Regions from separate parts of the Homo sapiens genome. Here regions 1 and 3 are each linked to region 2. The links are chromatin loops, found by intact Hi-C in ENCODE. Cell type or tissue: OCI-LY7. All regions are shown on one strand. Each heading gives the region's core, and the rest is flanking DNA. Links, peaks and the distances in the headings are about the cores only.

Region 1 (9,868 bases), core at 1,727-6,726, 210 kb after region 2:
CCGGGCGCAGTGGCTTACGCCTGTAATCCTAACACTTTGGAAGGCTAAGGTGGGAGGATCATTTGGGCCCAGGAGTTTGAGACCAGCCTGAGCAAGATGGTGAGACCTTGTCTCTAAAAAAATTTTAAAAATTAGCCTGGCATGGTGGCATGAACCTGTGGTCCCAGCTATTCAGGAGGCTGGGGGAAGATCACTTGAGCCCAGGAGGTGGAGGCTGCAGTGAGCCGGGTTTGTGCCACTGCACTTCAGCCTGGGTGACGGAGTGAGATCCTGTGTCAAAAAACCCATCTCTATGAAAAATACAAAAATTAGTCAGATGTGGTGGCATGTGCCTGTAGTCCCAGCTACTCCAGAGGCTGAGGCAGGAGAACCGCTTGAACCTGGGAGGTGGAGGTTGCAGTGAGCTGAGATCACGCCACTGCACTACAGCCTGGGCAACAGAGAAAGACTCTGTCTCAAAAACAAACAAACAAACAAAAAATAAGCTGGGCATGTTAGTGTGCACCTATAGTCCCAGCTACTTAGGTGGCTGAGCCAGAGGATTGCTTGAGCCCGGGAGGTCAAGGCTGCAGTGATCTATGATCAAGCCACTGCACTCCAGCCTGGGTTATAGAGCAAGAAGACACTGTCTCTAATCAAAAATAAAAATAAAATAAGATTCACAGCTTCTGGGGATTAGAATATGGACATATTTGGTGGGGGCATTATTCAGCCTACTACACCTTGCACCCAAGAGCAACTTACCCAGCAGCTTCCCACACAGTGCTGAGCTCCAGAAGAGCCTGGGGCAGCACGACTTTTCCCATGATTTATCTAAACAGCTCTCCATTAGGCTGTTTTCAAACTTTTGCTATTATGAGCAATGCTGCTCATATATCCTTAGAATACAGTATTAGAAGAAGAATTGCCAAATTAAAGGATATATGCAATTTAAATCTATTTTTGGCCGGGTGCAGTGGCTCACATCTATAATCCCAGCACTTTGGGAGACCGAGCTGGGAGGATCAATTGAGCCCAGCAGGTTTTGAGACCAGCTTGCCAACATGGTGAAACGCCATCTCTACCAAATATACAACAACAACAAAAAAAATTTAGCAGAGCTTGGTGGCACGTACCAGTAGTCCCAGCTACTCAGGAGGCTGAGATGGTAGGATGGTTTGAGCGCAGGAGGCAGAGGTTGCAGTGAGCCCAGATCACGCCATTATGCTGCAGCCTGGGAGACAGAGCCTGACCCTGTCTCAGACAAAACAATCATTTTCCTGGTCAGGCATGGTGGCTCAAACCTGTGATCCCAGCATTTTGGGAAGCTGAGGCAGGAGGATGGCTTGAGCCCAGGATTTCGAGACCAAATACAAAAATTAGCTCGGTGTGATGGCAAATGCCTGTAATCCCATCTACTTGGGAGGCTGAGGCAGGAGAATCACTTGAACCTGGGAAGTGGAGGTTGCAGTGAGTGGAGATTGCACCACTGCACTCCAGCCTGGGCAACAGAGCGAGATTCCGTCTAAAAAAAAAAAAAAAAAAAGAAAATTTAAAAATCAGTTGGGTGTGGTTGTTTGTACCTATAGTCCCAGCCACTCAGGAGGATGAGGTGGGGAAATCACTTGAACTTGGGAGGTTGAGGCTGCAGGGAGCCGTGATCGCACCACTGCACTCCAACCTGGGCAATAAACTGTCTCAAAAAAACAAAACAAAACAAAAACCTATTTTCCTGCATCTTTGCCAACAACATTATCAACTTTTTTGATATTTACCGATTCTATGGGTGAAAAATGGGATTTCATATAAGTTTTTTCTTTTTTCTTTTTTTTTTTTTTTTGAGATGGAGTCTCGCTTTGTCACCCAGGCTGGAGTGCAGTGGCACCATCTCGGCTCACTGCAAGCTCCACCTCCCAGGTTCATGCCATTCTCCTGCCTCAGCCTCCCGAGTAGCTGGGACTACAGGCACCTGCCACCACGCCCGACTAATTTTTTTGTATTTTTAGTAGAGACAGGGTTTCACCGTGTTAGCCAGGATGGTCTCGATCTCCTGACCTCGTGATCTGCCCACCTTGGCCTCCCAAAGTGCTGGGATTACAGGCGTGAGCCACTGCAGCCAGCCCAGTATAGGTTTTTTAAACTTTAAAAAACTTTTTGAAATAATTTTGGTATAGTTTTAATATTAATTTATCTTATTATAAGTGAGGTTATGCATTTTTTGATATGTTTAAACTGCCATTTCTATATCTTTCCTGTGATTTATTGGTCCCTCATGCAACACTGTGTATCTGAAGACATAGTCAACAGCGGCAGGCCAGGCACGGTGGCTCACGCCTGTAATCCCAACACTTTGAGAGGCCAAGGTGGGAAGATCACTTGAGGCCAGGAGTTTGAGACCAGTCTGGCCAACACGGCAAAACCTCGTCTCTACTAAAAATACAAAAATTAGCCGGGCATGGTGGCGCACGCCTGTAGTTCCAGCTACTCGGGAGGTTGAGGCATAAGAATCACTTGAACCCAGGAGGCAAAGGTTGCAGTGAGCAGAGATTGCACCACTGCACCCCAGCCTGTCTCAAATAAAAATAAAAATTAACAGTGGCAATCAGGCAAAAAAGTAGTGTCATAGGATTAAAATAAAATAAAATAAAACAAACAAAAAAAAGCTCCTCTGAAGGGTAGAGAATTCAGGGGCAGGAGGAGAGAGGAGTCATGGTAGGAATAAGACCCCTTGAATAAGACCCCTTGCTACCAGGCTGGATTTCAGTAACTCTGAGTCCTGTGGAGTTTTGCTGGGATAAACATAGCCACAGTTTAGCAAGTCTGGGGGCCAGGAGAGGTGATCAAGGCAGAGTCAATCCTCAAGAACAATGTCAGAGCCCACTTATTAGACTTGGGTCCAAGGGCAGGGCAGCAATGGGGCTTCTATCCCAAGTTCTTGGACAAGAATTTGGCATTTATCCTATAAGTTTGGCATTTATTCCAAAATTTCTTGTCCAAGAACTTGGGATAGAATCTATTGACAGCCTATTGTCTCCAGTCATGGTTGACACTGGAGCCCTGGACAGGGCTCTGCCTGTGGATGAGCAAGTGACTTTCCCTGTGGGGATGAAGGAAGGTGACCATGTAGACCTTCTCCTAAGACTGTAGAAGGCATGCAGAACGGCAAATACGGCAGCAGCCTGGCCTCACCTTAAGACTGGGTTTAAGAGTGTGGAATGGGCCGGGTGCAGTGGCTCATGCCTGTAATCCCAGCACTTTGGGAGGCCGAGGCAGGTGGATCACCTGAGGTCAGGAGTTCGAGACAGCCTAGCCAACATGGTGAAACCCTGTCTCTACTAAAAATACAAAAAATTAGGGGGTCATGGTGGCAGGCGCCTATAGTCCTAGCTACTCAGGAGGCTGAGGCAGGAGAATCGCTTGAACCCAGGAGGCGGAGGTTGCAGTGAGCCGAGATCGTGCCACTGTACTCCAGCCTGGGCAACAGGAGCGAAACTCCATCTCAAAAACAAACAGAAAAAAAAAAAAAGACCGGGACTGGTGGCTCATGCCTGTAATCCCAGCACTTTGGGAGGCTGAGGCAGGTGGATCACCTGAGGTCAGGAGTTCAAGACCAGCCTGGCCAACACGGTGAAGCCCCATCTCTACGAATAATACAAAAATTAGCTGGGCGTGGTGGCACATGCCTGTATTCCCAGCTACTCAGGAGGCTGAGGCAGGAGAATTGCTGGAACCTGGGAGGCAGAGGTTACAGTGAGCCGAGATCGTGCCACTGCACTTCCAGCCTGGGCAACACAGCGAGACTCCATCTCAAAAACAAAACAAAGAGTGTGGAATGTTGCTAGGAATGAGTGGCTGGGGCCGGAGACTCCTTAGGCCTGGCAGAGATTTGCCCTGGAAGTGCCTGTGTGAGAATGATTAGTTCTCAGCACCTTCTTGTCACAGGATTGCAACTGGCGTCTCAGGAAGCCAAATCTGAGCTACTCCTGGAAGTATCATCTTGGTCAACACTGGCTATAAAACCAAAAGAGGCTGCCAGATTGTGCAAGGAGACAAAACTAGTCTGGTGAGGGCATTTCCTCTTTAGTGATGTCCCAATGGCCTGAGGCTGTCAGGGTTCTTCTCATCACTTGCCTTGTTTTGACTGCCCCCATCAAGGCACAGCTGGCTCATTTGTCCCAGAAGGAAATGGTGAAGCAAGCAGATGGATTGCTCCCTGGACCTCCACAGCGCCTCCTGCTGGTGGTGGACCCCAAGGCCCACCATCCTGCCTTTAATTCATTAACCAGCTGCTTTTCTTTTTGGCTTTGAAATACCCAAAGGTTCCACCAGCTTTCCAACAGTGAAGCCCACCTTTGTAAAAAAAAAAAGAAGCGCTCCCATTTTTCTGTTGCCCCTGCTTTTTCGGTTAAAAGAACATGAAGCAATTTCAGGATATTAGAAAAGCCCTAAGGCAGTGGGGAAACATGCCTAATGAGTTTTAGCTGAATAAAACATCAGGTGAGTGTGGGAGCTGCCCTCAAGCGGGACCTACTGTGCTCCTAGGGCCCTCATCAGCACAAAAGCCCTGTCACTGGCTTGGAGTAAAGATTTCCTATTTAAAAAGATAAGCCAAACCCCTTGGGGCAGCAGAGATTTTTTTTTTTTTTTTTTTTACCACTTTGGGTTTTCTTTAGAATTTGCAGAATTTGTGTGAAGGGCACTGGCACTGAGTCTGCACCCAGATTAGAGCTGTTTTCCACATCCCTTTCCTAGGCTGGGGGGCTTTGGGGCAGATTAGTGATTAGGCTTGTGGGGGGCTTCTGTGTGCTGTGACCTGTGCGTGCCAGGGAACCCCTGCAGCAGTGAGGCAAAGTGGGAAGAAATCTGGAATTGACATTAGAGCTGGAATCTCATTTTCTTTCATCTTGTAAACCAAAACATGACCATGGCAGATCTCAACTGATTCAAAGTTTATTTTGCCAAGGCTGAGGACGTGCCTGGGAAAAAGAAACCCAAGTCACAATACGATCTGTGACCCGTGTTTTTCCAAAGAGGATTTGGGGAACTTCAATATTTCAAGAGGTGTAAACCAAAAAGTATCTGAGATAGGTAACAATTAATTTAGAAATTTATGTTGCCAGCGTTAAGGACGTGCACTTGGGAGACAGGTCTGTGCCTTTCTCCAAATATGGTTTTGAGGGCTTCAATATTTAAAAGTGGGAAAAGCAGGCTGGAGGGGAAAGACGGAGGGTATGGTCACATGACTGAATCCACATGTTGCAAGAGAAAAGGAGCAGGTAGGGGAATAGTCAATTATATATTCATCTTTGTAGCAGCTAAGGTGAACATAGAGTAGCTCTGTGGAGATACTTAACTTTTTATCTGTAGCTACTTGCTTAGGAACAAAAGGAAAAGTAACTTCTTGGATAATTCAGCTTTCAGCTTAATATTTTTCTTTTGGCATAGTGAAATTAGGGTCCCAAGTTTTTATTTTCCTTTCACAGAGGAAAGGGCAAGCAGGAGGGGAAGGGAAAAAAAAAAAAGGAGGGTGGGTAGGCAATGAGGCAAGTGGTTACATTCTTGTGAGGCTCCGGTTAGAGTTCAGTGAGTCTATGTTTTACATGTAAAAAGAAAGGGGTAGAGGAAAAGTCAATTATGCATTAGTCTCATGCTCAGTCAATCTACATTTTTTATAAGATAAGGTGAGCATGTGAAATTACAGCTCTTTGGGAACAAAAGAAAGGCCGTATTTTTGTTTTATTTTTGCTTTTTTGTTTGCATGACTCAGTTCCCAAGCTTTGGCCTAGTGAATTTGAGGTCCCAAGATTCTATTTTTGTTTCACAGTCTGAATGCAGAAAAGTGAGCAGAAAAAGCTTTTGCCAGGCAATTTTAACTATTCATGCAATTATCCTGAATTTTGAGCATTCTTCATTCTCAGCAAGATTTTCTGTCCTTGCAGTTTAGCCGTGCTCTAGAAGCAAAACGAAACTCCTGCATGGAGAATTGAGGAATCTCTCTGTACATCTCAAGCCACGTGAGTTTGGAACTGGAGGGAACAGCTAGAGGTGCCCTGCTACTCTGCAAGACCTCCAGGAGTTACCGGGAAATTTAAATCCCCAGCTGTCTTAAAGGAGCCCATAATCTAACAAGAGATAATATATTCCCAAAACACAGGTCACACATCTGCAGCAAAAACAGAAGGGCTAATAGAAGCGCACGCCTCAGCAGGACAGGCTACATAATCTGTGCGGCTCCGTGCAAAAATGAAAATACGCAACCTCTTGGTCAAAAGACAGGAAAAACTTGCTTTTAAAGGTACACATAAAGCCAGACACAAAAAGACAAATATAATATGAGGCGCCTACAACAGTCAAATTTATAGAGACAGAAAATAGAATGGTGGCTGGGCACGGTGGCTCACGCCTGTAATCCTAGCACTTTGTGAGGCCAAGGCAAGCAGATCACTTGAGGTCAGGAGTTCAAGACTAGCCTGGCCAACATGGCAAAACCCCGTCTCTATTAAAAATACAAAAGTTAGCCGGGCATGGTGGCACGTGCCTGTAGTCCCAGCTACTTGGGAGGCTGAGACAGGAGAATCGCATGAACCCAGGAGGGGGAGGTTGCAGTGAGCCGAGATCATGCCACTGTACTCTAGCCGAGATCATGCCACTGTACTCTAGCCTGGGTGACAGAGCAAGACCCTGTCTGAAAAAAATAAAAATAAAATAAAATAAAATAAAATGGTGGTTGTCAGGAACTGGAATGAGGAAGGATGTGGAATTATTGTTTAATGGGTACAATTTCAGTTTGGGGAGATGAAAAAGTTCTGGAGATGGATGGTGGTGATGGTTGCACAACAATGTGAATGTACAGTTGTCCTGCAGTATTGGAGGGGGATTCGTTCTAGGATTCATCAAGGACACCAAAATCCATGGATTCTCAAGTCCCTGATAATAAATGGTATAGTATTTGCATATAACCTACACACATCCTCCTGCATACTTTAATTCATCTCTAGATTACTTATAATACCCAATACAATGCCTACACATCATTCTTATGAATTCAACATAGTACTTGGTACCTTGCAAATTCAAGGCTTGCTTTTTGGAACTTAGTCTTTTTTTCCCTGAATATATTTTTTCTTTTTTTTGTAGAGACAGGGTCTCACTATGTTGCCCAGGCTGGCCTTGAACTTCTGGCCTCAAGTGATCCTCCTGCCTAGGTCTCCCAAAGTGCTGGGATTACAGGTGTCAGCCACCACACCAGCCTTTTTCCTGAATATTTTCGATCCATGGTTGGTTGACTCCATGGATGTGGAACCCAGGGATGTGGAACTGATGGATACAGAGGGTTGACTAAGTACCACTGCACACTCAAAAATAGTTAAAATGGTATATTTTATGTATATTTTATTACATACACAAAATGGTAGACATAAGCTTTTTCCTTCTTTTATAGTCTTTCTCTTGACTTGTCATGGTGCTTATTTGCTACTTAATGTCATTCTAAGAAAAACTACAGGACGGGCTCAGTGGCTCACACATGTAATCCCAGCACTTTGGGAGGCCGAGGCAGGTGGATCACCTGAGGTCAGGAGTTCGAGACCAGCCTGGTCAAATAGTGAAACCCTGTCTCTACAAAAATACCAAAAATTAGCCGGGCATGATGGCGGGTACCTGTAATCCCACTTACTCGGGAGGCTGAAGCGGGAGAATCACTTGAATCCAGGAGGCGGAGGTTACAGTGAGCCGAGATCGCGCCATTGCACTCCAGCCTGAGCAACAGAGCAAGACTCTGTCTCAAAAAAAGAAAAGAAAAACGACAAATTAAAAATTTTGGCATGCATTTTACCCTCCACTTTTATATCATACAATGCCAATTTTAAATGTGAATATCAGAATATTTATCTCATATTTGGAATCACTGAAATTATACAATTTGAATTTTGTGGTTCATCCCAGAAGGGTTATCTCCTGCTGGTTCAAAGGCACAACAAACACAAGCCAGGCTCAGGAAAGTTGGAAGGAGGAAGAGAGGATTCCTCCAGGCACAGAGCCTGCTGAGAAAGCCTCCAGGGCAGGGGACCTCACAGATGCCTGTGGGCAGGTGCTCTGTTGGGTCTGACAGGTTCCAGGTTCCCTTTCCTCCAGGTGTCTCCCCTTCCCACAGGCCTGCCACCTCAGCCTACAGCAAATGGGCTACCAGTGTCTTTAAAACTCAGAACTGGGACACTGTCAGTAAAGGGCTGGGCAAAAGTCTTGCCCCTTTCAAGGCTCAACTAAGGCTGATTGTCCACCAGGAGCACTGTGGTGCTGCCAGCCTGGAGTGGGGATGGCCACCACCACGCCCCAACCCTCCCTGAACTGGGATCAGACTCCTGCCAAGGTTAGAGGGTGGCAGCAGTTGCAGGGTGAGGGCAAGGAGGGAGAGGCCAGGTGGGGCAGTGGTGGTGAGAGCACTTCCAGGGAGGCAGCAGCCGGTGGAGCTGTGTGTAAGCTCAGGCGCTAAGCCCCCAGCACATGCTTTGTTGATGCATGAGACTTCATTTACAAAACACACACAAAGATAGACATCAAGACCGCAGCCGGGCGGGCGCAGTGGTTCATGCCTGTAATTCCGGTACTTTGGGAGGTGGATCACTTGAGCTCAAGAGTTTGAGAACAGCTTGGTCAACATGGTGAAACCCTATCTCTACCAAAAATACAAAAATTAGCTGGGCATGGTGGTGAGCACCTGTGGTCCCAGCTACTTGGGAGGCTGAAGTGAGAGGATAGCTGGGGCCCAGGAGGAGGTTGCAGTGAGCCCTGACCACGCCACTGCACTCAAGCCTAGGTGACAGAGCGAGACCCTGTCTCAAAAATAAATAAACAAAAAGAATTTCAAGACTGCAACCACAGTCCATTAAACCCCAAATCCAGGGCCCTTCTGAGTGCACTTTCTTGTTCAAACTGTACTGATCACATGCCCATGCAGGCGTGTCCTGTCCCTCAGGCAGAAGGGGAGTATTTGGCTGGAGTATTCCTTGAAAGCGTCATCCCTGAAGGAAACCTAGGTACAGAAAGTGCTTATCATGCAGGAGGCTGAGGCAGCTTTTCTCCCCTTCCAACACGCTCCCTTTTCCTCTTCGACACTAGACTTCAGCTCTGCCCCCTTCTTTTTCACATCCCACTCCTCGCTCGCTGCTGAGGTCTACCAATAGTTGACTAGTCTATAATCTTATCTGAGCCAGGAAATACTGGACGGTAAACTCCTTGGGTTGATAAATGGAGTCCAGTCAGTTTCAGCACTGAGACCACAGTTTCCCAAGTTGCTTACCTAGCCCCAGGGCTGTCACACGGGAAGGCAAGCAGCAAGCAAGAGACACTGTACAAAGTTAGTTTGCCCTGAAGGCCTGGGGGTGGGTAGGAGGGGAAGGAGAGATCTGGCTCTCTGGGCAGCTGTCACCTCTAGAGAATTAAGAAAGCCTCGTCCCTCCCTTAACTCTAAGTTCTTTTGAGTTCAGACTAGGGCACATTTTCTTTGTAGTGGCCTCAAGCTTTGTCTGGGGCAAAGCAGGGTGGTTTTTTTGGACGGAGAGGTTTTCCTTGAGCACTGTCTGGATCAAATTCCAGAGGGTTATGCCCCACCTGGTTCTGTTTGCTAGCGTTTACTCTTATTTCAAGTGTCTTTTTGGGATTTTTCAACCTTGGACGTTTCCATGTCCTGCACTGTGAAGAGACCCTATAGCAGCTTTCCTAGCAATTGTCAGCACACCAACTGCACCCTTCCCCTGGAGGAAACAGGCCACCTTGCCAGGCTCCTGAGGCCCCATTCCCAAGAAGGCAGGTCAGGTTAAACTAGCAGCGACCCTAGGCCCTTTTCTCTGGGTGCCAGAGGTCATTTTCTTTTGAGCTGAGGGATAATCAG
Region 2 (9,868 bases), core at 2,297-7,296:
ATTCTCCTGCCTCAGCCTCCCGAGTAGCTGGGACTACAGGCGCCCGCCACCACGCCTGGCTAATTTTTTTGTATTTTTAGTGGAGACGGCGTTTCACCGTGTTAGCCAGGATGGTCTCGATCTCCTGACCTCATGATCTGCCCGCCTCAGAAAGAACAGTTTTTAAACACACCAACCAGTGTCCTCTCCCTCCCTCCAAGAGGGAAAGATCAGCTTTCCAATATACAATCAAGCTGGCCTGAGTGGGCCCACTTAGTCCACAACAGGCATTTTATCTTGGCAACAATGCAAACCACAACAAACAAACAAAAAGCCACACGGTTTACTCTGGTGAAAGAAAAACTGAAAGGCATAAAAAGAAAACTAAGGAAAACAGAGGTAAGAAAATTTGAAGGTAACAGCAACAATGAATGAGAAATCATCTTTGTAAGTTCCCGTTTGTGAGCTGACACATCAGCCATGGCTTCCCCACATTCGTGACTCAAACACCAAACATGAGGCCACAGCTAACTTCTTGGGGTCTAAACTCCAAACCCAGTGTTTTCAGGAAATGTCCCTAAACCAAAGTCCATCTCATTATATGAAAATACACATAGATACACCCAACTTTACCCCCCACTGTTTTATTAAATCAGACAGTTTAAAGTGTATGTTCTGGTATTTTTAATTTTCTTACTGGGTCCATTTTACTTAAAAAAAAATATAAAACATTTTTAATGTATCTTAGAAAAATTAGCAAAAAATTGAGAAAGTTGAGCATATTACATTGTACAATGTTTTCATACGAATGTTTTAAAATCATAAATATTTGGTTTCCCCTCAACATAGCACATCACAAAAATACATTTCAAAAACTTTTTTCATATATAATTCCTGTAAATGATCATATCCCTACTTATTAAGGAAAACACCTGATGACAAGCACTCAAACACTCTTGAAATTTTCTGTACAGTAATTACAAAAGTAAAACCAAGAGTTCTGTTGGCCCTTTAACAGGTGAAACCATTTTAAATAGTATCAAAATATAATTCCAAATGGGATATACTTAGTTCATTTCTGTGCTATCTTTGATTCACAAGTATCTATCTTAGCCAAAGCACTGTTTAAAAGGATATTGCCTCCTAGACATAGTGCCACTGAAAACCAAGATGTAAATCGGTAACACTATGCATTAAACAGAAAGCTTTTGCACAACCACATATGTAACCGCTTAGTCGTATCAAGGTCCACATGTGACCAGAAAGCAGGCAGTCCTTAGGTGGATGGCCAGGGGCCAGGCAGTGTGAGGTCTCCAAGAACCCAGGGCTAGAGCAGCTAAGCCCCAGGTCATGTTATCAGCTACAGCTGTGGAATAAGCCAGGTTTAAAGAAGGACATTCTGCAAAAGTGCAGGACCTATTTCACAACTTCTAGAAGTAGAAATTCACATATTCCATCATGATCCTCCCCACCATGCAGAGACTATTTGACTCCTAAGGCCACACTGTTTCCATCCCATAGATTTCACAGAGGTGATTAGGTTCTTTGTAGAATACTTTTTCCTCATTCTGGAATGAGGGATACTGGAGTCTTCTGGTGTAATGTGCAGTCAAACCACAGGAAAGGTTCCATTCCTTACCTAAGTCTCGTTGGTCTAATACACCTGCCAGCTACTGAATAAAATGATAATACTGATAAATGGCTGGGCAGAAATCCAACACCCAAATCAGCTGTCAAATTTCAAAGGCACATGATACAAAAATATTTTAGACAATACACTTTATAAAGGCAACTATAAGAAACCGTTAAAGTTACATTTTTATTAAACAGCCAAAAATCTTAAGACAAATACCTACAGACCATTTCTTCATTGGCAAATATTTTCCAGTCATAAAAGGTGATAATTTATGGGATTATATTCCAGTTTCCTCTCATGTAAATAAATACATACACTGAATCTCTAATACCACTCTCTCTAGATGTATACATCTATTTGGAATTGCTTTCTTAGTATGCACTCAGCAAGCACTAGCATAAGAACACCTGAGGTTCTCTGTCCTCATTTAATACCTGTAAGAGAAAAGGACTTTATTCTACTGAATTCTGCCCTTTTTTTGCAACAACTGAATTATCCCCATATTTATTTACAATTTTAAGCTTGATTGCTGTCCACGGAGTTACTGTTGCTTCTCAATTATAACTAGTGTTAGAAGGCTTGATTTCATAAATGTTCTTTTTAATCCAAAGATAGATCATATATGAAAACCTTCCTCAATACTCCTTTCAAATCAGATGCATATAAACTATGATCCCAATTTCCCTGTTAGACGTATTTCTGTTGGATATTTCCTCCGTTGTCACCACAGAGGAAGGGAAAAAGCAGAAAAGCTGCCCACCTAACAAAGGCTAACATAATGGCTAGGCTAATATATTGACATGCTATCATCTTTATGATGTTTTGAATCTAACTAGCAGACATACAGTCAACTTCCTGTTGACCATGTGCATCTAATCTGCTTTCTTAATTATACAAATAATTTTTATTTCAAATTAGCTTCTTTCTACTACTCAGTATAATCCTCTCACAGCCTGGCATATACTTGGTAGCACATCATTCACTAGAGAGAGTACGAGAGAAAATTAGGTTGACAATATGGGGCAAAGGGGTAGTCTCCTTTAAGGTGAGGGGAAAGGAGATGGGAATGAAACATGCCAAGTGTATGATGGTTAGGGAAAGAAATATCTTAGTAGAAGCTAGAAAACCTCTACTAACAGGATCACATTCCAAAAGGGCAACCAGGAAATGGCAATGACTCCATGACTTCTCTGTCAGAGCACCAATGGTCAAAGGCATTCCATGTCAAGTGTCAGGAAATGGAAAGCGAACCGGCCAATCTAGTTTAACAGCACATACTCGGAAAAGGAAACACGCTGCCAAAGGAAAGAGCTGACATCCAGTCCACAGAGGTTCTGAGTACCCAGTGGCAGTGAGCCCCTCCAAACTCTGCAGAGCTGACTGTGCTGTCTGCACCCTGCCTCATTTGGGGAAGAATCTGAGAGAGCTAAAAGACAAATTTCAGAAGGTGATGTTTTCAAAGAAAGAGTAAACAAACAGCTTGACAATGTTGACTTTTTTTTTCTTTTCAGGTAACCCTTGTTTGCAGGAAGATAAATAAGAAGGCTTCCTTAGGATACTGACCCACTTAGAGAGGCACAGAAGGAAGAAGAGTTAAAAGCAGCAAAGCCGGGTTTTTTTGTTTTGTTTTGTTTTGTTTTGTTTTGAGATGGAGTCTCACTCTGTTGCCCAAGCTGGAGTACAACGGCATGATCTCAGCTCGCTGCAACCTCCGCCTCCCACGTTCAAGTGATTCTCCTGCCTCAGCCTCCCAAGTAGCTGGGATTACAGGCGCCCGCCACCACGCTCAGCTAATTTTTTTTGTATTTTTAGTAGAGACAGGGTTTCACCAGGTTGGCCAGGCTGCTCTTGAACTCCTGACCTCAGGTGATCCACCCGCCTCGGCCTCCCAAAGTGCTGGGATTACAGGCGTGAGCCACCACGCCCGGCCCCCAAAGCTGTTTCTTTTGTCTTTAGCGTAAAGCTCTCCTGCCATGCAGTATCTACATAACTGACGTGACTGCCAGCAAGCTCAGTCACTCCGTGGTCTTTTTCTCTTTCCAGTTCTTCTCTCTCTCTTCAAGTTCTGCCTCAGTGAAAGCTGCAGGTCCCCAGTTAGTGATCAGGTGAGGGTTCTTTGAACCTAAGAGGCAAACATGCTTTAAATACAGGAAGTATTATATTCTTCAGGATACCCCATCATTTTTCTACAGACAAAATAGTAACTTCCCTACTTTATTTCTTCTTTGAGGAACATGCATAAATGTCATACCAGCTAAAACAATTAGAAGATGTATACCAAGGGGATTAACTGGGCCCTCTTACCTATTAGGGGATAAGATTTTCAAGAGAAATTTATCCTGAACAGCTTGGTTTTTTTACATTTGGGCTAAAAAAGTTTCTTTAGTACAATTCAAATACACAAGTGAAACAGAAAAATAAATTTAAAAATAAATATATGGGCAGGGCGTGGTGGCTCACGCCTGTAATTCCAGGACTTTGGGAGGCTGAGGCGGGCGGATCACGAGGTCAGGAGATCAAGACCATCCTGGTTAACACGGTGAAACCCCGTCTCTACTAAAAATACAAAAAATTAGCCGGTCGTGGTGGCGGGCACCTGTAGTCCCAGCTACTTGGGAGGTTAAGGCAGGAGAATGGCATGAACCCAGGAGGCGGAGCTTGCAGTGAGCCAAGATCGCACCACTGCACTCCATCCAGCCTGGGCGACAGAGCGAGACTCCATCTCAAAATAAATAAATTAATTAAATAAAATAAAAATGAAAAATAAAAATAAATATATGATTACTTCATAGAGTCTGTTACCTGGTTCTATCAGTCGAATTAATCCTTCATGATGGGCCACTTTGTCCTTCCAGCTCTTGGTCTTATTAGTTGCCATCTCCAGCTTCTTTTTAACTTCCTGAAACAAAAGTGGATTTTGGACTATGCAGACACACGGGTAGTTTAAGAACCAAATCACAACTATTGGGCCCTTACTATGTATTTGTGAATTATCTCATTAAATCCTCTCATAGCCCATTCTAAGAAGTGGGAACTACTATTACCCCATTGTACAGAGTGAAAACGGGTTCAGAGAAGGTCAGTAACCTGCCGAGAGTCACACAGCAGGAAATGGTAGAGCCAGAATTGGAACCCAGGCTGTCTGATTCCAAAGCCTATTCTTCCACCATCTGCATACGAATTACAATGGGTGTATGGCCCTGTGTGCCAGTTACAGTTTACTGCCTCTCCACTCCAAATCCACCCTGAACTGTCCTGCTGGTGAAACTAAAATAATTCTCCTCACTAGCTGGCAGCATAAAGCTTTGTCAGTAGAGGGTGCTGAAGGGACACGAGGAGGGAGGGACTTTTCTTCTAGGTTCCACTCAGCGGCTCCTGTGGCACTCAGAACACCCACAGTGCTCACCACCAGTGAGTTTCTGTAGCACCTCCCTGTGGGCAGCTTTTGCCGGTGGCCTCCCAGTGAGCTTTGCTGGCACAGCACCTCAACAAACTTTTCTGCCATCTGTGCACCCTCTCCATGGAGGTATGGATCACAACACTGGGGTTAAGGGGCAAGAAGCAAAGAATGCTCTTCCAGATCCACTCCCTCCCTGGTGCTCTGCCTCAGTTTTCGAGGCAGTGGCTGCTCCCTACGTCTGCTGTTCCTGCATTCTCAAAGCCTTCTTTACAACACAGTAGGTAATCTCCTATGACAGTTAATAATGTTTTATATTAAACTTTCCCTGTTCAAATTACTGTGCAGTTTCTGTCTCTGATGGATGTATAATATATCTTATCTCCTGTAAAAACTCCCTCTTTTTTCTTTCTTACAGCTAAGCAAGATTCTTACTACAGCTTCATATTGGCAGCTAAGCAAATAATTCTATTATTGAGAAATGTTTTTCAAAAATTTAAATATACAAGTTTGCAGGGCCAAGTCTCATTACCTCGTACTGCTCAAGTGCTTGCTTCCGTTCTAACTCAAGCTGCTCCAGCTGCTCCATGGCCTCCTGCAGGGCCTGTTCCTTCAGGACACGCTGATTCTCCAACTCCTGCTTCTCCGCCTCGGTTGTCTGAATGGCCTGCTGCTGCTCCAAGTGCCACTTTTCTAGTTCAGCCCTCTTGGAAGACTCTTCCTCCAACAACCTACAATGTGGAGGAAAGCTCCAGATCAAATCCTGCCCAGGTCACCACCCTGACCCAGCAGACGAGGGAAGCATTTTAGACAAGAGAATATTTGAGGTCGTCTAATCCCCCTTTCATTCCACCAGGAGGAAAGCAGGAGCCAGAGAAGCTCATATTCACAAAGCTGGTAAAGCAGCCTATATGTCCTGCTCTAAGCTCTCTCAGTTTCACCCGTTTGTGAAATAAAAAATAACATTTATCCAGAGTTTAATGTGTGCCAGGAACTGGCCTAAGAGTCAAGTGTATTTTCTCAATTAATCCTCACAGTAAATTTAGGTGCTGCTACTCATATTTTAGAGATGGTGCAAGTGAGACACAAAGGTTCAGTGGCCTGTACTAGGATCATCCACCTGCCAGGTGGCAGGGCCAAGATTTGAAGTTTGCCTGGTTGCTACAACATGAAAACATTTTCATCTAGTAAAAACCTGTTACCATGGAAAAAGCTGATAATGAAGATGAAGAAAGGAGTGAACGCAGACAGAATAGAGATACTATTTATTGAACAATTGCTACATGCCAGGCCCTTGCCTCCATTATTGCTAATCCCCTGACAATCCTGAAAGGTATTGTCCCTACATTACAGATGAAGCAATGAAAAACCAAAGGGTTTAAAAGTATGTTGCACAGGTTATAATGGATTTTAACCCAGGTCTGTGTGACTCCAAAATAACAGGAATACCTATCTGGGAATACCCAGCTATGTAGTTGTTTAAATAAACTAACAAACAGCCAAAACCTGCATTAAAGTGTATATAGTGTCGTTCGATGCCAGCCAAGGACAGGATACATATCTAGTGGCTTGAGCAACAATATTATGGTAACAAAGTCAAGTCACATGACTGGTCAGTTACTACTACCTGCCAGCATCTGCTCTTATAAAACTAACAACAAAGGAATAAAGTAACAGACTATACCAACACCAATTTCCAAATTCCCTCTACAACTTCCTGCAAGGTTGTTATTCAACTCAGCTCCAATACTCTAGGTGATGGGCTACCACTCGTTGCCTCACAAATTGGGCCAGTTTATTTATGGGCAGCTTCAATTCTTACGAAGTTTTTTCTTATACTAAGATGAGTTCTCCCATCCACTACCCTAGTTCCACAAAGGAAGTATCTACTCCCTCTTCCCTGTGATAGCCCTTTCGCAACTGGAAGGCAGCTTTGTTGCCTGTTGAGAACATCCTTCTCCAAGAAGACCACCTCCAGCCTTAACTAATGGGACCCAGCTTCCAGACTCAATATCCTTCTTTGGAGACACTGAGGTCTCCTCAGATGTCTCTTGGAGTTTGATGTACACAACAGAACACGACACTACAGATGTGGTCTGACCAGTGCAGAGTTTATTCACTCAGTTGATGTGTATTTTTTATGTGCCTTCTACGTGCTTTTCTAGGCACTGGGGATATAAGAATGAACAAGACTGGATGGGTCTGTTTTTTCATTCTAGTGGTAAAAGTATGGAGGGGGAATGGACATTTCCAGGTGCTTAGGCTGCCCAGCCTCTGAACTCCTTCATGTGTCTAGGGGAACTGCCATAGTAGAAGACTTGATGGAAGGTAGGGCTCATTTCCCGCTATAGAATCCACAGGCCAGACACCTGCCCTCCCACCCCTTGGCAGCTAGGGTATGGTGGAGGCACAAGCTGGGCTTGGCTATGTAGATGCTCCTTCTGGAACTTTGACTCTGAAGCACCTGGCACAAAGAAGCAGAGCCAGTAGAGAATTCATCTTGCCGGTGGCAGTAATATGCAGTGTTGAGTGACAGCAGGAGCGATGGCACTGCTGATGCCTGGTACCAACATGGGCGCCAGCGGCATCCTCACTGGACTCTTCCCATGGCCTGGCTTGGGCTGTAGTTGGGGCTGCTCATCCCCCTGTGATTCCTGCCTGTGTTCAAGGCCTGGTCACCTGCCTTTCTGTGGAACTGGCAAACTATTTAAGAAACTTTCAACAAATTGTTTTATTGCTTTAGCTAATACAAGGTGGTTTCTGTGGTTCGCAAGTAAGACTCCTGACTAAAGACTTCAGTGCCTCACTCTTTTTCTGTGTATCGGCTTCCTCATTTATCAAAAAAGGAATAGAAACTACACCTACCATCAAAGGTTTATTAGTGTATTAAATGCGATAATGCACATAAGGTGTTTACATGCCTACCACACAGCAAGTACTGGTAGGTAACAGCTCATATTATAGAGGGACAATTATCTCATTTGCTCTGGACACTTCACATTCATTAAGGCTGCCTAAGAGTGTATAGGGTTTTGGCAACCACATTTCAGGGAAATGAAACTGTAGAACTTTTCAAATGAATTTCTATAAAGCCAAGTCTCCTGGATCCTGTACTTGTTCTTTTGATATGTTAAATTAGCTTCTTGGTCTAAAATCATCATTCTAGCCTGTCAACATCTTTTTTCTGAATGCTTATTTTTACATTCCACACATTATATATCTTCCCCGTCTGCAAATGAGATAAAGGAACAGAAAGCAACACACTCGGAGTGACTCCCAAATGCTAGGCATTACTCTAAAACACTCTGCATGCATCATTTCATTTCATCCTCACAACAACTGTATAAAGTTGGCCATTCTCTCAAGTTACACAGCTAAAAGTACCAGAGCCAGGAATCAAACCGTGGCCTCATTCCAGAGCCCAGTCTCTAACCTTCAAATATATGAAAAGTATTATATCAAATGTAAGAGGGACTGTTGTTCCATGTGGTCCCATTGGATCCATTCATTCATTCAAAAAAATTTCCCTGGGTACTTACTGTGTGCCAGGTACGAGTTGCTGGGAATACAGACACGACTAAGGTGTACTCCAGGGTGTTACAGATCCAAAGTGGGTAAGAGTTACAACAGGACAGATTATGGCTCAGCCTCAAGAACTTTCCAATAACTCGATTTTTCTTAATTTTTTCTTTTTTGTTTTTTTCTTTTTTGAGACAGGCTGGAGTACAGTGGTGCAATCTCAGCTCACTGCAACCTCTACCTCCTGGATTCAAGTGTCTCAGCCTCCCGAGTAGCTGGGATTATAGGCATGCACCACCACGCCCAGCTAATTTTTGTATTTTTAGTAGAGACAGGGTTTCACCATGCTGGCCAGGCTGGTCTCAAACTCCGAGCCTCAAGGGATCCGCCCGCCTCAGCCTCCCAAAGTGCTGGGATTAGAGCGTGAGCCACCATGTCCGGCCAATAACTTGAGTATTCTACATTTTAAATGAACAGTTTTCTTCTGAGTTCTCATTCAGAAGTGGCTAGATCACCTTCAGGATTACACATAAAAAAATAAACTTCATAGCAGAAAGGGTGACTATAGTCAATCATAATTTAATTGTACATTTAAAACTAACTAAAACAGTATAGTGGACTGTTTGTAAGACTAAGGATAAATGCTTGAGGTGATGGATACCCCATTTACCCTGATGTGATTATTACACATTGTATGCCTGTATCAAAATATCTCATGTACCTCACAAATATAAACACCTACTGTGTACCCACAAAAATTAAAAGTTAATAAAAAACTTCAATCGTAATTTTTAAAATTACAAGATCTGGCCAGGTGCAGTGGCTCAAGCCTGTAATCCCAGCACTTTGGGAGGCCGAGGCGGGTGGATCACGAGGTCAGGAGATCAAGACCATCCCGGCTAACACGGTTAAACCCCGTCTCTACTAAAAATACAAAAAATTAGCTGGGCGTGGTGGCAGGCGCCTGTAGTCCCAGCTGCTCAGGAGGCTGAGGCAGGAGAATGGCTTGAACCTGGGAGGCAGAGCTTGCAGTGAGCCGAGATCACGCCACTACACTCCAGTCTGGGTGACAGAGCGAGACTCCGTCTCAAAAAAAAAAAAAAAATTACAAGATCTACGTGTTTCAAGCTAAAGTTCTTGTCTTTCATTTAAACAATTTACTATAAAAAGTTTCTCTTTTTTTTTAAGACACTGTCTTTTTAAGAGACTGACAGAGAAAGAACTATCCATTAAAAGAATAATGAGATTCCAAATATTCCACGAATGATCGGCTGTTGCTTTAAGAAAGGAGTGAGCAAACAAATTTACAAGAAAAAAAGAAACAACCCCATCAAAAA
Region 3 (9,868 bases), core at 2,505-7,504, 150 kb after region 2:
GGGCAGTGATTGTCCCAGGCCCTTCCCACTCACTCCAGGTGCAAGCCGGGATCCAAGCCTTCTGCCTCTGGCTTGCAATTGAATTTGACATCTGCACTGGCCCTTGCTGCTCCCTAAGGTTTGAGCTCTTATTCACCTTCTGGCCACTTTGGTTAGCATCTCCTCCTCTAGTTTCAGCTTTCACATTAAACCGCAAACCCAGCCTGTGGGAAAGTCCTCCAGTCAACCTCACACCAGCAACACTCTTGGGGCTCAGCAGGAAATATGCATACTACTTCCTGTCGGGGAGGGAGCTAGATTCTTCCTGGTGCTGTCTGGACACCAAAGAGTAAGAAAGATAGAGAAGCAGCTGCTCTGCCAAAGGGGAAGAAATGCTCAGCTCCGAAGTACAGCTCTGCCCTCCACCACCAGCCTCCAGCTCTGTCTCTGCTGGGGCCACTCAGCATTCGGGAACCAAGAGATAGGAAGGGACCCAAGGGGACCTGTGGGTGGTAATGCTCAAGACTCAGGCACAAGGGCCTGGGCACAGAGGAGGCAGCACCAGGAACACTGGAGACAGGGGGATGGTGCAGGGGACATGAGGGACAGTGCCTAGATCAAGCCTGCTGAAGGAGCAGACGGCAGAGCTGGTGTTGCAGCAAGAGCAGCTGCTCTGGGCCCTTGCCAGAAGAAGATGGGGCTCCGAAGAGGACAGCATTGCAATGGTGACACAAGTCCTTCTCTTCTTTTCTTCCCAGGGTTGTTGTGACTCATTCCTTGATGGAAAAAGCCTAAGCTCTCTTATATACATTCCTTTCATTTGCTCATTCATCAATATTTTCAGCTTTGGTCTGAACAAGAATAAACAGAAATTCATATTTTTCAGAAGTTTGCTTATTGCAGAATTGAAACCCAGCAATGGAAAACATGAATCTGGCAGTGAAACTGGCTTCACTGGCAGTGAAACACACTATGCTCTTGCCACCCTAATAACCTGCACAGCTGCATTCCTCTGGGCCTTGTTCATGATGATGGATCCCGCTACCTAGGAAACCCTTCTGCCTCATCCACTTAGCAAACTCTTATCCATCTTTCAAGCCCTAGATGAGGTGTCGCCTCTCCTGCGAACAGCAATACCCAGCTCTTTATCCCGTGGATTCATTGCTTACCATTTGGTCCCCATAGTGACCTATGCTTGCCACAAAAGGACATTATTTTATTGTATATGGTTAGTTGTTTCTGCCTAATACCTCCACTACACTGTGTACAATGGAGAAGGAAGAAGGATTATCTTGTTTGTATTTGTATCTGTGTCTAGCACTAGCTAGTAACTGCTCAGCATTCAGGTACCAGGAGAAAGAAGGGGACCTGGGGTTGACATTGCCCAAGTCTCAGGCACAGAGGCCTGGGCACAGAGGAGACAGCACCAGAACACTGGGAGCAGGAGGATGGCGCAGGAGACATGAGGGTGCAAGGACTAGCACAGTGCAAGTCCTTAAAGTAAATGTTGCTGCACATGGTGGCTCACACCTGCAATCCCAGCACTTTGGGAGGCCAAGGTGGGCAGATGGCTTGAGCTCAGGACTTTGAGACCAGCCTAGACAACAATCCCGTTTCTACAAACAAACAAAAATTAGCTAAGCATGGTGACAGAAGCCTGTAGTCCCAGCTAGTTGGGAGGATGAGGTGTGAAGATGGCTTGAACCCGGGAGGTGGAGGTTGCAGTGAGCCGAGATCGTGCCACTGCACTCTAGCCTGGGCAACAGAGTGAGACTCTGTCTCAAAAAATAAAAATAAAAATTTTAAAAAAATGTTGATTGAAAAAAATGAACCAAAAAATTGAATCAGCAAAGTAAACGTAAGTGCCATTTCCCTGTATGCTCTGGTCCCTTCAGTGTCGAAGCCAGGAATCTAATTGGGAAGCATGTGGTGGAGCCAGGTCCTCTGTCTTCCCCAGCTTCAGTATTTTGCTCCATCTTTTAACGAGGAAGCTTAAGGCTGCGTGTGGTGGCTCATGCCTGTAATCCCAGCACTTTGGGAGGCCGAGGCAGGAGGATTGTTTGAGCCTAGGAGTGTGAGGCCAGCCGGGGCAACACAGCAAGACCCCATCTCTACAAAAAATTTTAAAATTAGCTAGACATAGTGGTGCATGCCTGTAGTCCTAGCTACTCTGGAGGCTGAGGCAGGAGGATAGCTTGAGCCTAGGAGTTCGAGGCTACAGTGAGCCGTGATTGTGCCACTGCACTCCAGTCTGAGTGACAGAGTGAGGCCCTATCTCCAAATAATAATAATAATAATAAAGACTGAGGAGCCTTGAAATACAACTTTTTCCCAATTTCAAATACAAATTTAAGACTCCTTATGGGTTTTTTTTTTAGATGGAGTCTCACTTTGTCACCCAGGCTGGAGTGCAGTGGTGTGATCTCGGCTCACTGCAACCTCCACCTCCTCGGTTCAAGTGATTCTCCTGCCTTTGCCTCCTGAGTAGCTGGGATTACAGGCATGCACCATCATGCCCAGCTAATTTTTGCATTTTTAGTAGAGATGGGGTTTCACCACATTGGTCAGGCTGGTCTCGAACTCCTGACCTCGTGATCCGCCCACCTTGGCCTCCCGAAGTGCTGGGATTACAGGCATGAGCCACCGTGCCTGGCCTGCCTCATGAGCTTTTATCTCCATTTTCACTCCCCAAGAATGGGTTGTTCGATACTCGTAGCAATAGTGTGTGACAAACAGGAAAAAAAACTGCACATTTTATTGTCCAAATCACCTGGCTGCATAGGTCTCTTTAATTGTTAGTGGAACTATGGGATGTCTAATCCTGTTCAATGGAAGTCAAGGTCTAGCAGTAAAATTCTTTCTGGAACTGCTGTGCCTGGTGCTTTGCACCAAGTAAGCCACTAGAAAATTAATGCTATAAGTACATATAACGAGGAAAGTGAGGCAGGCCAGGAAGAGACGCTGCGGGGTCTGCTGCTATCACATGCCATTCTTGACACAGCAGAAACCTCAACCAAGGAATGAACCTGGAGACCCTCAGATCTTTGCAATCCTCAGTCATGCTGTTAGGGAAGGAGAATCAGAGTGACATCATTTTAAAATCAATTCCATCTTTTTTTTTTTTTTTAATTGAGACAGAGTCTCACTCTGTCACCCAGAGTACAGTGGCACAATCTGGAGTGCAGTGGCACGATCTCAGCTCACTGTAACCTCTGCCTCCCGGGTTCAAGCGATTCTCCTGCCTCCTGAGTAGCTGGGATTACAGGCATATGCCACCATGCCTGGCTAATTTTTGTAGTTTTAGTAGCAATGAGGTTTCACCATGTTGGCCAGTCTGGTCTTGAACCCCTGACCTCAGGTGATCCACCCACCTTGGCCTTCCAAAATGCTGGGATTACAGGCGTGAGCCACCGTGCCTGGCCTAAACTCCATCTTAAAACTAGCCAAGGCACATTCCTTGCCACTCACGACCCATGATCACAAGCTGTTTACAGTTGAGGAAACAGCTTAAAGATACCTGCAACGACATACTCCTACAACAACTAGAAGTCCAGATGTCTCAATACCCATAACAATATATGCTTTCAAGATAATTATAATGGCCAGATGCAGTGGCTCATGCCTGTAATCCCAGCATTTTGGGAGGCCAAGGCGGGAGCATTCCTTGAGCCCAAGAGTTTGAGACTAGCCTGGGCAACATAGCGAGACCCCATCTACGAAAGTAAACAAAAATTAGCCAGGCATGGTGGTGTGCACCTGTGGTCCCAGCTACTCAGGAGGCTGAGGTGGGAGGATCACTTGAGCCCAGGAGGTGAAGGTTGCAGCGAGCTGAGATTGTGCCACTGCATTCCCAGGCTGGGTGAGAGAATGAGACCCTGTCCCCCAAAAAAAAAAAAAAAAAAAAAAACCCAAAATATAATTATAGTTATACTTTGAGGTACTTACACACTAGAATGTCAAGGACAGCTTTCTTTAAATCAACAGAATAATAAATTTTGTGATGCTGCAACCTACTCTCATGTAGACACATCTTAGCCTAGCTTTTATGTAGACAAGACCTCTATATAAGAAAAACTTAAAGATGAGGTGTTCCTCCTCTTGCCTTCTGAGGATGTTCTAGTCTGTAACAGTAGCTTTCTTTTTCTTTTGAGATGGAGGCTCGCTCTGTCACCAGGCTGGAGTACAGTGGCACAATCTCAGCTCACTTCAACCTCTGCCTCCTGGGTTCAACCAATTCTCCTGTCTCAGCCTCCCAAGTAGCTGGGACTATAGGCGCATGCCACCACGCCCGGCTAATTTTTGTATTTTTTAGTAGAAACAGGGTTTCACCATATTGGTCAGGCTGGTCTCGAACTTCTGACCTCAGATGATCCACCTGCCTCAGCCTCCCAAAGTGCTGGGATCACAGGCATGAGCCACCGCTCCCAGCCGACAGTAGCTTTCAATAAACTATCTCTTCTCACTGCACTCTGTGAACTCACTTTGAATTCCTTCCTACACAAGATCTAAGAACCCTCTCTTGGGGTCTGGATCAAGACCCATTTTTCTGGCAACAATACAGTATCTAGATGATTTAACTCATGGCTACAAGTTTAGAAAAATATGTTGCATTAGGCAAGCTCTTTTCATTTCAAGCAACTGACTCACCTTAAAATAGCTTAAGCCAAAAGAGGAATATGTATAGGCTCATAGAACCCAACCAAGATTGGCTTCAGGGACTCCGATGTTCTCAGATCTTGCCCTCCTCATTTCTCAATTCTGCTTCTGTGTTGGTTCATTCACTTCACCTGCAAATCAGCTTTTGCTATGCAGCTTGGCCTCCTTATCTTTGCCAGCAACGGGAGCATCTGCAAGGTTCCAGGAGAAACTCCATTTGGTCCAGCCCAGATCATATAGGTGCCCCTGTATTCAAGGGAGTGGTGCCCATTATTAGAAATTTGTGGGGGCAGTAGAGGATGATTATTGGACAAATCTTTGCAAGCCAGGTGACTTGCTCAATTTCTATTGACTGCATATGTTAATAACTTTTTGTTTGTTTGTTTGTTTGTGTCTGTGTGTGTGAGAGACAGGGTATTGCTCTGACATCCAGGCTGGAGTGCAGATCTTGGCTCACTGCAACTGCCGCCTCCTGGGCTCAGGTGATCCTCCCAACCTCAGCCTCCCAAGTAGCTGAGACTACAGGTGCATGCCATCACGCCTGGCTAATTTTTGTATTTTTAGTAGAGATGGGGGTTTCACTATGTTGCCCAAGCTAGTCTTGAACTCTTGAGCTCGAGTTTTTTTTTGAGATGGAGTTTCGCTCTTATTGTCCAGGCTGGAGTGCAATGGCATCATCTCAGCTCACTGCAACCTCCACCTCCAGGGTTCAAGCGATTCTCCTGCCTCAGTCTCCACAGTAGCTGGGATTACAGGCATGCACCACCATGCCCAGCTAATTTTGTATTTTGAGTAGAGACGGGGGTTTCTCCATGTTGGTCAGGCTGGTCTCAAACTCCCGACCTCAGGTGATCCGCTCACCTTGGCCTCCCAGAGTGCTGGGATTACAGGCGTAAGCCACGGCGCCCGGCCCCGGCCTCAAATATTTTTTAAAAGGAAAAAAGAGTGGGAAAGCTTCAGTAATCCCACCAGTCACGTAAATGACAGCTGTTGTTGGCCTTCATTCTTTTAATGCTTTAACAACAATCCCATGTGTACAATTTTGTTTGCTGTTTTTTTTCTTACTTTATTATAACACATAAATTTCTCTAATCATAAAAACTTCTTGAAACGCTGCTTTAAATATCTATATAGTATACTCTAAAGACTCACCCAGGCTGGAGTGCAGTGGCATATTCTCAGCTCACCGAAACCTACAGCTCCCAGGTTCAGGTGATTCTTCTGTCTCAGCCTCCCAAGTAGCTGGAATTACAGCACCTGCCACCACACCTGGCTAATTTTTGTATTTTTAGTAGAGGCGGGATTTCACCATGTTGGCCAGGCTGGCCTTGAACTCCTGACCTCAAATGATCCACCCATCTCGGCCTCCCAAAGTGCTGGGATTACAGGCGTGAGCCACCGCTCCTGGCCCTCTGAAGACTTTTAGCCACTTCATCCAGAAGGAAAGAAGGCAGCAGCAGCAGAGTGAGGAGGCATTCCTTCTATACATGTGCCTCTGTCCTCAGTCCCCTGAGGCACTTTCAGTTCCTGGGACACAATTCCAACTTCAGAGGAGAGAGCATTAAACTGGAATTCCCCTCCCCATTTCCTGCACTTCCCAAAACTTGTCTCATTCACACTTATTCTTCCTCCGCTCCAAACTCAGAGAACTTGCTACAAATTTGGCTAGTGGTTCAGCCAAACACTTTAGGTTTGAATCCTGATGCTGTAGCTTCGTATCCTGATGCTGTAGCTTTGTAATTGGGGAAACATTTTACCTCTCTTAAAAACCATTTGAAAAATGGGGATTTTGTCACAGAGTTCTTATGAGGATTAAATGTCATTATGTATGTAAAACACTTAGCACGTAGATGATAAATAATACCAAAATCAGCAAAACCCAGGCCAGGTGCAGTGGCTCGCACCTGTAATCCTAGCACTTTGGGAGGCCTAGTCGGGCAGATCACTTGAGCCCAGGAGTTTGAGACCAGCCTGGGCAACATGGCAAAACCCTGGCTCTACCAAAAATACACAAATTAGCCAGGAGTGGTAGTGCACACTTGTGTCGCCAGCTACTTGAAAGACTGAGGCAGGAAGATCATTTGAGCCTGGGAGGTCGAGCCTGTGGTGAGCCAAAATTGGGCCACTGTACTCCAGTCTGGGCTACAAAGTGAGACCCTATCTCAGCAAAACAAAACAAAACAAAACACCCCAGCAAAACCCAAAGAAGATTCCCCTCTAATTATAGCTCTCTCCTCCCTTCCCCTTCTCTTTCAGCCATGCTTCTTGCAAATGATCTGTGCTTGCTATCTCTATTTCCTCATCTCCCATTTACATCTCAACCCATTGTAATCTGGCTGTTTCCCCTGTACTGACACCGCTCACCAAATATCTTCTAATGAACTCTAGATACCTTCACAGAGCTTTGAGTCATTGTTCAATCTTTTCTGTATTAGTCACAGTTAATCAATTTCTCCTTCAAAATTCTCTTATTCTCTGTCAGATTCCATCCAGTTTTCCTAATTCTCAGCCTGCACCTTCTTACTCTCCTTTGCTGCCTGAACACTGTCTTTTAACTCAGGGGTTCTCAACCCCTGAATTAATGGCAAAACCCCCATGGTACCAGTTCGTGCCCTGTTAGGAACCGGGCCGCACAGCGGGAGGTGAGCAGCGGGCAAGCCAGAGAAGCTTCATCTGTATTTACAGCTGCTCCCGATTGCTTGCATTATCACCTGAGCTCCACCTCCCATCAGATCAGCCGTGGCATTAGATTCTCCTAGGAGCACGAACTCTACTGTGAACTGCACAAGCGAGGGCTCTAGGTTGCATGCTTCTTGTAAAAACCTAATCCGTGATGATGTGTCACTGTCTCTCATCACCCCAAGACAGGACCATCTAGTTGCAGGAAAACAAGGTCAGGGCTCCCACTGACTTACATTATGGTGAGTTGTATAATTATTTCATTACATATTATAATGTAATAATAATAGAAATAAAGTGCACAATAAATGTAATGTGCTTGAATCACCTTGAAACCATTCCCCTGCAACACCCCAACCCCAGTGAAAAAATTACCTTCCACAAAACCGGTCCCTGGTGCCCAAAAGATTGGAGATCGCCTCTTTAATTAGTATTTGTCTTCAACCTTCATATGTCTAGAAAAAGCATGATTCTTTGCTATGAGATCTGAGTTGGAATTCTGACTCTGCTACCTACTAAATTGATTTCCTAAATTATTTTACTCCCTTGAGCCTTCATACTCTCACCTGCAAAAAAGTTCCTCCTCTCCTGGATAATCATCCTAAATTGAATTGTATACCAAACCTATATTTCCAAGCTGGGTGCGGTGGCTCACACCTGTAATCCCAGCACTTTGGGAGGCTGAGGTGGGCAGATCACAAGGTCAGGAGTTCCAGACAAGCCTGGCCAACATAGTGAAACCTTGTCTCTACTAAAAATACAAAAATCAGCCGGGCATGGTGGCGGGTGCCTGTAGTCCCAGCTACTTGGGAGGCTGAGGCAGGAGAATTGCTTGAACCCAGCAGGTGGAGGTTGTGGTGAGCCAAGATTGCGCCACTGCACTGGAGCCTGGGCAACAGATCAAGACCCCGTCTCAAAAACAAAAAAACAAAATCAAGCAAAAAAACCCTGTATTTCCCATTGGCATAATGAATTAGTAAGCATAAATTGGAATTCCAGGCCTGGAAACCTATTTCATGCCACAACTATGTCAAAAATCAGAACAAGTATATGCTCTTCAAAATGTTTATTAACCATATAAAACTAAACAATGTGAACTGTGATGTAAATGTTCCTTTGAGGTATTTTTCTTCATGGGCTGGACTGGCCGAAGTTTCTTTGACTCTTAGTTTAATGAAGTTTGGACACAACATGCCATCTTTTCCTGGTGAATCTTCCTAGGGCATACATAGATATTTTTCCTTACTCCAGAGACCTTTGAATTTGCACTGAAAATTAGGGTCATCTGCCACAAAGGAAAAAAAAAGTTCAGTAATGTTCAGATGAATGCCTCTCAAAAGTTTTTGAATGCTAAATGTTGGGAGAGGGACAGTTGCAATGACGTCTTATTCTTCCATTTTTATAAAAATCTACTTTGCTGAGCTTCCGAGAAATGTCTAGCAATATTATCAGTTTGCAAGAGAAATTTCTAGATTCACTTACTCTGCAGTGTCTCTCAGTTTCAGTGATGCTTTTTACAGTTATACAAATACCTTCAAAAATACTGAATGAGGCAGTTGCCTCCAGATTCCTAGTTCCAGGCTTCACTTAAGATTTACATAATATCCAAAACACTTCCAAAATTCTTTTTTGATCTATCCTCCTTGTTGATTGCTTTAATTGGCCTTTGCAAATTTCACAAATAAAGATACCTTAAGAAAGCAACAAATTCTGTAGCAAGCCGACTCAGAAAAAAAAATGCAACAATTTATTTGCTCTGTTGGTCAAAAGTCAGTGAGATGCTTTGTAAAGATGAATTGGGGAAGAAGGAAAATTACTCTATTGTCAGGATGCTGCTGCTTAAGAACTGGGAGACAGCCTGGAGCATCCCAGGACAGTTGGCATTAAACCTAGCTCTTATGAACTTTTAAAAAAATGCCATAGTTTTTTTGTTTGTTTGTTTTTTGTTTTTTATTGAGACAGAGTTTCACTCGAGTTGCCCAGGCTGGAGTACAATGGCACGATCTCGGCTCACTGCAACCTCCCCCTCACGGGTTCAAGCAATTCTCCTGCCTCAGCCTCCCGAGTAGCTGGGATTACAGGCATGGGCCACCATGCCCAGCTAGTTTTGTATTTTTAGTAGAGACGGGGTTTCTCCATGTTGGTCAGGCTGGTCTCAAACTCCTGAACTCAGGTGATCCGCCCGCCTCGGCCTCCCAAAGTGCTGGGATTACAGGTGTGAGCCACCGTGCCCGGATTTTTTTTTTTTTTTTTTTTTTGAGAAGGAGTCTCGCTCTGTTGCCCAGGCTGGAGTGCGGTGGTGTGTTCTCAGCTCACTGCAACATCCACCTCCCGAGTTCAAGCAATTCTCTGCCTCAGCCTCCCAAGTAGCTGGAATTACAGGTATGCACCACCACGCCTGGCTAATTTTCATAGTTTTAGTAGAGATGGGGTTTTGCCATCTTGGCCAGGCTAGTCTTGAACTCCTGACCTCGTGATCCGCCCACCTTAGCCTCCCAAAGTGCTGGGATTACAGGCTCGAGCCACCGCGCCTGGCCTCAAAAAAATGCCATAG

The links. Peaks named below come from ENCODE experiments on the same cell type or tissue, not always from the same donor. Only the 100,000 strongest peaks of a DNase experiment are listed, where the experiment ranks them.
Region 1: it touches region 2 in a loop (6-fold over the local background); 47 of 110 quality-filtered maps call a loop at or near these places.
Region 3: it touches region 2 in a loop (5-fold over the local background); 3 of 110 quality-filtered maps call a loop at or near these places.

Annotation. Positions count from the first base shown.
Region 1 is chr11:9,529,627-9,539,494 of GRCh38, reverse strand. No RefSeq gene overlaps it. Among named protein-coding and RNA genes, the nearest start is that of WEE1, 39 kb to the left of the region's middle. RefSeq lists an enhancer at 9,113-9,839. In OCI-LY7, for the core only: CTCF peaks have their summits at 4,004 and 4,225 (motif pointing left); a DNase peak (open chromatin) is centred at 4,204.
Region 2 is chr11:9,743,733-9,753,600 of GRCh38, reverse strand. SWAP70 (switching B cell complex subunit SWAP70) reads right to left here. Exons shown (of 12, transcript NM_015055.4): 10 at 5,545-5,743; 11 at 4,418-4,514; 12 at 608-3,737. The coding sequence ends at 3,631. Among named protein-coding and RNA genes, the nearest start is that of SBF2-AS1, 9.6 kb to the left of the region's middle. RefSeq lists a silencer at 7,893-7,942 and an enhancer at 8,133-8,182. In OCI-LY7, for the core only: a CTCF peak has its summit at 4,949 (motif pointing right); DNase peaks (open chromatin) are centred at 4,970, 5,570 and 6,130; H3K4me3 peaks cover 2,319 bases; H3K27ac peaks cover 2,785 bases.
Region 3 is chr11:9,591,956-9,601,823 of GRCh38, reverse strand. No RefSeq gene overlaps it. Among named protein-coding and RNA genes, the nearest start is that of WEE1, 23 kb to the right of the region's middle. RefSeq lists enhancers at 410-639, 700-869, 529-1,082, 4,594-4,653, 4,764-4,843 and 1 more and silencers at 5,084-5,153, 5,314-5,363. In OCI-LY7, for the core only: no CTCF peak of the experiment used is centred there; DNase peaks (open chromatin) are centred at 4,703, 5,183, 6,723 and 7,363; H3K4me3 peaks cover 3,583 bases; H3K27ac peaks cover 5,000 bases.